Linked DNA regions of Homo sapiens: region 1 is linked to region 2. The links are chromatin contacts, found by Hi-C in ENCODE. All regions are on one chromosome and are shown on one strand. Each heading gives the region's core, a stretch centred on a gene start or an enhancer-like site at or near the end of the contact. The rest is flanking DNA. Distances are from core to core; before and after follow the strand shown. Region 1 holds the start of FAM3C (FAM3 metabolism regulating signaling molecule C). Region 2 holds the start of KCND2 (potassium voltage-gated channel subfamily D member 2).

Region 1 (3,870 bases), core at 1,365-3,864, 1.1 Mb after region 2:
CAGCCGATTGTGTCTCAAAGAATTGCATTAAAAGAAAGTACAAAACCTTTTAAAAGTTCAAAGATTTTGGGAAATTACCTGGTTCAGTCTACTCAATCAGATTAAAAAGGACTGCATGATATTAAGTAATTTAGTCAATGCCACTCTTGAAATAACTAAATACAGAATCAATGCTTCAAATCCTGATCATCTGATCCCAAGAACAGAGACGCTTCTGGACTAAATTCAAGACAAACTTTTGCTATTATACCAAGGTCGCACAAAAATCTATCTAGCTCAGCGCTAACATAAAAATCTTTTGCTATTTGGGTCTTGCACCTTTCAGCTTTAAGAAATGGGCATAAAAATAAAAATAAAAAAGATTCCCTGCTTTAGAGAAAATAAAGTAGCTTTGTGAGTGCCCAGGCTGTCTTATTCATAGTATCCATGATATCTACAATTACTGGTACATGGTAGGCACTCCAGTATTTTTAAGAGTATAAAAATTTTTGAAAAATGAATCGTTCAAAACCTAAAATATATGGTGGAAAATATATGAGTCTTCTGATACCCCCTCAGGGAACATTACTTTTTGCCATTCCATAGCCTCTTAGCCTTTTGGCTGTCTTTTCCAATTTCCTTTTCCTTTTTAATGTATCTTCATAAATTATGAAAGATTAGTTGACAATGCTTAAGGCAGCAATCCACATTAAAAATCTGTAATTGTAATAAAACATCCATTAAGTTTATTTTTAAAGTCACTTTAAGCCAGTAGTGTCTTATTTTTACTCCCTTTTGAAACAGAAGCCCCTTACAATGAGGATTTTGAGGAACCTGTCCTGTGTCCCTCTTACAAAGTTCCCATTGGTAATTCAGAGAGGTCCTCAGGTTGAGAACTGCTGGACTGAACTCCTTTTATTGGCTCCAACTCTTCTTATTTCTTCCTATGAAGAAATGCTAGTCTTTATTGAGTTGAGAAAACATTACAAGAATCTGTGAAACAAAGCTTCTAATACCTGTATAAAACTGAAAACCTTGTGACTTTATTGGTAAACAGCCAAGAAACACAAGAGACTACTAGTAGCCTCTAGAAAGAGGTACAGGTCGATGAAGTGACCAAAACCGGATGCTGATTTGCTGATTCTGCCAATTTCTTGTTAAATGGCTTTCAGTAAGTGATTAACTTTTATTTTCTAAATTCAATAGAGATCTGCTGGTACTCTGTAAGATACTGTATGACTAATAGTAACGGTTCCCAAGACTTAAGAAAACGTAACTGCAAATTGGCCACAAGTCCAAGGGGTCGGGGCCTCTGCTATCAGCATTGACCTTTACTCTCGGGAGTTCATATTTCCATCTGTAAAACTAGAAAAGATAAAGGGACTTATTCACTGAGCTGTTGTGAGAATAAATGAGCACACGAAACCATTTGGCAGTGCCTAGTACACAGTAAGCAATCTAATATTATTTATGTCATTGTATCCATATATATATGGATACATACATATATATGGATACATGGATACATACATATATACGGATACATACATATATATGGATACATACATACATATATATGGATACATACATATATATGGATACATACATATATATGGATACATACATATATATGGATACATACATACATATATATATATGGATACATACACCTGGCTAATTTTTTTATTTTTTAGTAGAGACGAGGTTTCACCATGTTGGCCAAAAAGAAACAAAGGAAAAGTCCTATCAATTAGATAGCAGTTCTATATTACAGGCAATAATATTTTTTCTTAAAAAAAAAAAAGGTAGAGGATGATGGAAACCGCTCCTCCCACAAGTAAAACAGCTGGAGCTCTCAATCTCAAATTGCCAATCCGTCACTCACATATTCAGATCTAGGGCCACTAATCATCATCCGTGGTCCCGAGCTGTGAGAGCAGTAGCAAACAAATAGGAAGAAAAAGAAGAGACACCAAACATCAAAGGGCTGGATAGCTTGTAAAAAACCAAAAGTACCTCTAGTATAGGCGACACTAAAACTTTACAAGTGAGTCAAAACGGCCCCCTATGGAGTTGGAATGCAACACCCAACTCCGTCCCCACCTCTCGGAGCTCTCAGCCTACACGCTGCAGGGGCGCGAGCCACAGCCAACCTGGGGAAGATGCGACCCAGGTGCCCGCCCCAGGCCGGGGCGCCGAGTGCCAGCGCCAGGTGCAGACGCCGCCCCGTCTCCGCGGAGCCCGGGGATGCCCACGCCGGGGCGGCGGCCGGGAACCCCGGCCAGCGGCTCTCCGGGACCCCAGTCCCGCCTGCGCCCTCTCCAACGTCCGGACACGCCGTGACAACGCGGCCGGGCCCGGGGCCCGCCCCCGGCCGGTGACCGCAGTGCGCGGAGGCTGAAGTCGTAGGTGGGCGTCTGGCTTCCCCGGCCTCCTCCATCCCTCCCCGAACCTGAGCCCCGGCTCCGTCCGCCTCCCAGCCGTCTCACCGGCCTCCCGCCCGCCTCTCCGCCGCGCGCGCCCGCCTTCCGGCCTCCCAGCGCTCAGTCCTGCCGGAGGCCGACGGGAGCCGCCGCCTCCAGCTCGCGCCTCCGCTTCCTCTCGGACTCCTCCGGCTGCCCCTCACCCCGGCAAGTGGCCAGGAGAAAGCCAGCTCGCCGCTGGGCCTCCTCCCACGCTTCCCGGCCGCGACCAATGGGCCCCCGCCGCCGGGAAGCCGCGCCCGCCCCCTGGCGGTGGAGGACCAAGCGGGCGCCCGGGCCGGCCAGAGGGAAGGGCCGGAGAGCGGAGGGAGGGGTCTGCGGTCCCGCCCACCGCCCCCGGCCAGGCGCTGCACAATCTGAACTTGCCACGTGGGAGCTGCCGCCGCCGCAGCGGCCCTGCGCCGGGTGGCACTACGGGAGGGAGAAAAATGTGTCACCGCCGTCTCCCCACCGTTTACACGCACAAAATCCCAGCCTCAAGGGCAGAACATTTTAAATGACCCACCCATCCTAGAGATGCGCCAGTTAGGTCATCTTATATATCTTGAGATAGCTGAGATGGTCAGATCAACCAAGGACCTTGGGTTATTTGCCGTTTGACTTCTTGAACCCTAGGAAACTGATTCTGAAAATCCTACTGTCCAGCGTCATTAGAATTCTGATCACCTTTAATGCACCACCCAAGAAGAACAGTAGTCCTTGCATTTTCCAAGTCACGTTTATTTTTTAAATTATAAGATACACAATCGTTAGAAATATTTTTTCTCAGGAGATTTCCTACAATTGTGTTGATAATTGGGAAGTTAATCCAAATCTTACTACATAAGACCTTAGAATGCAAAATTATTTCATAATTCAGATCCATATTCTAAAATAATGAATAACTGTTACCTAGTATTTGACAGAATATTGGGATCATCAGTGGTTGCAGAAATTAAATTGCATTTAAAAATAGGGTTTGACTATAGTGTGTTAATATAGAATTAATAATCTACCAAATTTTAGCTTTCCTCCAAAAATATAAAACACACAAACTAATAGTAACTATGAATTCTGGAGTTTGTGATCCGTGATCAGGGGAGAAAGCATGAAATGAATTCTCATTGTCTTCCATGTGCCAATATTATGCTATTTGTGTATTACTTAAATCAAAAAACTAAGACTCCAAAACTGAGTTTAAATATCTTGCTCAAAAATACAAGATAGTAAGTTATGAAGCTGGAATTCCGGCCTAGCTTCATGTAGCTCCAAATAAACAAAAAGGCACTTTGCTTATTATAGTACCAAAAAATCATAACACTTACTGTACACATGCCTCTCCTAGACTGCTATGTCTCACTGAAAGAGTTTATGAAGCCTCTTGAGTAGGGAGGTCACGGTGTATTTCTGAAAGAGCAATCTGCTCTGT
Region 2 (3,701 bases), core at 45-2,544:
TGACGTATCCCATTTCAAATTTTCAAGGTTGACACATCATGCCTGTAATCTCTAGGGCTTAAAAGTCAATTTCCGTAAAGTACAACACACAGTCCACTTATTTTACAAACCAAGGGCAGTCAAACCAAGCCATGAAAAGTAATTTTTAGGTAGAAATTAGGCTACTATTCTTCATCAATACAGATGAAGCCTCATTATTGCCAAAGATCTTAATTACTATGATGATGATGATTCAGTAATCTAGATTTAATTTTCAAAGGAATTTCAAAAGGAAACTCTCCACATCTCATCCCACAACTATCCAAATGCAGACTCAAGCCTAAGTAGTATATGTCACATAAACACAAAAAAGGTGGGTGGCAGCGAAGGGGTTTGGGGATGTTTATGTGATCTGACTCTCTGTTGGACCAGTTAATTTTGATCCTTCACCTTCCTAAAGCATCCAAACCTTAGGTGCAGATTTAACTTCTCGCCATCCACGCCATCTAGTGGCTTGTATGTGTTACGTTTGGTTTTAAGGATGATTCCTAATGACTCGGGGGCGGGGTACGCGAAAAACAAAAAGGTTGGTAGCGACAATTTTCCTGTGTCTCTCTACCTCAGTAACCCCTCATACGAACACCTTTAACTCTTTTAACTATTTTAAATATGCGCAGTGATGCGCAGAGAGGATGAAGGGGACGCAAACTTTCAGAGACGCACGCCCCTTGACGATGACATTTAGAAAAGGGCTCCACATCCCTGTTATTCGTAAAGGACGGGAAAAGGAGTTGTGTCAAGACCTCGATCGAGGAGAGTCTCTGATTTTTTGGCAAGTTGGACAGATGGCATATCAATCCCTGCAACGTTAACAATCTGGTTTTGAAAATAAATAAAAACAGAAAGAGGAAATGCACTTAAAAATTCCGCGTCGGAGCTTTGCGGGTCTTGCCTTCCAGTCGCCCCCAGAAGACAACCAATTCCTGCGCATTCCGCTCCGCTCACCCTCCTTCCCAGCTTCTCTCGCTCTCTTTCCCCCCATTTTCCCACGCTCGCCTTGAACCGGGACTCGAGAGGCAGAAGCAAGGCACGGGTCCCCTTTCTCCTCTCCTCCACCAAACCACCGCAGCCCAGCACGTGAAGCTTCCCTTTGTTCATCCGAGGCTCGCTTTTCTCCCCAGCAGATCCACCTGGATGCTCTCCCTCGGTGACATTTTGCGCCGGGGTTGGTGGGTGGCTGGGGTGGAGCGAGAGGAGCCCGAGGGGGCGGGGGCGGAGAAAGGTCAAGCCGAGGGAAAGGCAGGAGACGCCTTTCCTAACCTGCGTGGCGGGGCGTGCGCGCGGTTATTTATTTATTTTCTCCTTATTTATTGATCGCACTAGCAGAGCAGCGCGGGGAGCCCGGGGAGATGCAGGACCACCCACTGGCGGGGAAGCAGCTAGCAGCCCTCCCGCGCCCCCGCGCTGCCGAGCGCCTTCTGCCTCCGCGCTCGGACGAGAGCCCGTGCCGGCCCCGGCCCCGGCCCCACCGCGCCAACGCCGCCCGCCCGGCCGCCCCGCAGCCCCGCCGCCCCGCAGCCCCGCACCGCGCTGGCCAGGCTCCCGCGACAGTGGCCCCGCAGTAAGTTGGCAGGAGCGAGTCCCCTCCGTTCTCGCCTCCCCCGCACCTTTTGAACTTGTTGCTGCTGCTCTGCTCGCCTGCGCCTGGCTTTTGGAAGGTGAAAAGGAGGAGGGAGGCACGGAGGGATGGGGGAAGGGAAAGAAGAGCTCGCTTGAGCTTTATTTATGCTCTCTCGGCGCATCGGATTCGGCTGCTCGCGAGCTGCTTTCTCTCCTCTTCCCTTTCCGGGTGCACGGCGAGGAGAAAGTCTCTATGCAACTAAGCCCCGGCGCGCACTTGGCCAGGTATGTACCGCGGGAGCGGCGCGTTCTGCGCGGAAGCAGATGCTGCTGCCGCCACGGCGGCGGCGGCTGCCAGCTCCTGAGCTCTGTAACTGTCACACTGCACCTGAGCTGAACTTGAAAAGAGAGTGAAGGGGCGATTGGGCGAACGCTTTTGGCAGACACAGAGGGTGTTTGTAGACGTGGGGGAGGAGAATCTCTATTAACGCCCCCCACCGTAACCACTGCACATCACCTCCATCTCTGCAAATACAGCCCGAGGAGTAGAGGCAGCAGCAGCTGGACCCCCAAAGAGAGACGTGGGGCAGCGGCTGTGACCGCATCTCCTGAGCTACAACAACAGGTCGCCTTTTTGAGACTCCTTTGGCGGGAAGGGCTACTTGGAAAGGAAGGTTTGAAAGAGTGAGAAGGGTAGGTGTAAGGGTTCCCTAATTCGTCGAAAGAATTCTATTGGGTGACTCTCGTTCGTCTTCTCTATCCTACACTCCACATACTGACCCTATATTATCCAGACTGTGCCGGGGAGAAATCAAAAACACCTGTTTGAAGAAACGGCTGCACCTGTGTGCTTATTTGTGCCAGAGGGTGGCCTAGCCCACCTGCAGGAAGAGATTTGGCTGGGTTCTGTTGAGGGTGATTGTTAGGACGTTGTATTTTGTTGCCATTATTCCAAATACCTGTCTTGGAGGGAAAGTTGCCCTTCTGAGAACTGTGACTTTACCAGGAGCCCTATCTTGGAATAAGAGTTACACCTCTGGACCACGTTTCTCACTAGTACTTTGCTTGACTGGAGGAAGTGGGTGACTTTTGGCTGCTTCGGTGACCCATTGTAGACGCCTCGTTACCCTTCTTCCTTCCGCTTCAAGTAATCATGGCGGCGGGGGTGGCAGCGTGGCTGCCTTTTGCAAGGGCAGCGGCTATCGGGTGGATGCCTGTGGCCTCGGGGCCTATGCCGGCTCCCCCGAGGCAGGAGAGGAAAAGGACCCAAGATGCTCTCATTGTGCTGAATGTGAGTGGCACCCGCTTCCAGACGTGGCAGGACACCCTGGAACGTTACCCAGACACTCTACTGGGCAGTTCTGAGAGGGACTTTTTCTACCACCCAGAAACTCAGCAGTATTTCTTTGACCGTGACCCAGACATCTTCCGCCACATCCTGAATTTCTACCGCACTGGGAAGCTCCACTATCCTCGCCACGAGTGCATCTCTGCTTACGATGAAGAACTGGCCTTCTTTGGCCTCATCCCGGAAATCATCGGCGACTGCTGTTATGAGGAGTACAAGGATCGCAGGCGAGAGAACGCCGAGCGCCTGCAGGACGACGCGGATACCGACACCGCTGGGGAGAGCGCCTTGCCCACCATGACTGCAAGGCAGAGGGTCTGGAGGGCCTTCGAGAACCCCCACACCAGCACGATGGCCCTGGTGTTCTACTATGTCACGGGGTTTTTCATTGCCGTCTCTGTCATCGCGAATGTGGTGGAAACAGTGCCGTGCGGATCAAGCCCAGGTCACATTAAAGAACTGCCCTGTGGAGAGCGGTATGCTGTGGCCTTCTTCTGCTTGGACACGGCCTGCGTCATGATCTTCACAGTTGAGTATTTGCTTCGCCTGGCTGCAGCGCCTAGTCGTTACCGTTTTGTGCGTAGTGTCATGAGTATCATCGACGTGGTGGCCATCCTGCCTTATTACATTGGGCTGGTGATGACAGACAATGAGGACGTCAGCGGAGCCTTTGTCACACTCCGAGTCTTCCGGGTCTTCAGGATCTTTAAGTTTTCCCGCCACTCTCAAGGCCTGCGCATCCTGGGGTACACAC

The links. A loop is a pair of places that touch in the nucleus more often than their neighbours do.
Region 1: a loop to region 2 is called in a map with no recorded cell type, with 7 times the contacts of the local background. The contact joins the promoter of FAM3C here to the promoter of KCND2 in region 2. A Hi-C loop is called at or near these places in 3 of 37 single-sample maps with no recorded cell type.

What each region holds. Positions count from the first base shown.
Region 1 is chr7:121,393,694-121,397,563 of GRCh38, forward strand. It overlaps FAM3C (FAM3 metabolism regulating signaling molecule C), which reads right to left and starts at 2,615. Exons shown (of 10, transcript NM_014888.3): 1 at 2,469-2,615. RefSeq lists enhancers at 1,652-2,237, 2,238-2,822 and silencers at 2,050-2,879, 2,920-2,979.
Region 2 is chr7:120,271,881-120,275,581 of GRCh38, forward strand. It overlaps KCND2 (potassium voltage-gated channel subfamily D member 2), which reads left to right and starts at 1,295. Exons shown (of 6, transcript NM_012281.3): 1 at 1,295-3,701. The coding sequence starts at 2,753. RefSeq lists silencers at 382-481, 1,401-1,550 and an enhancer at 1,991-2,060.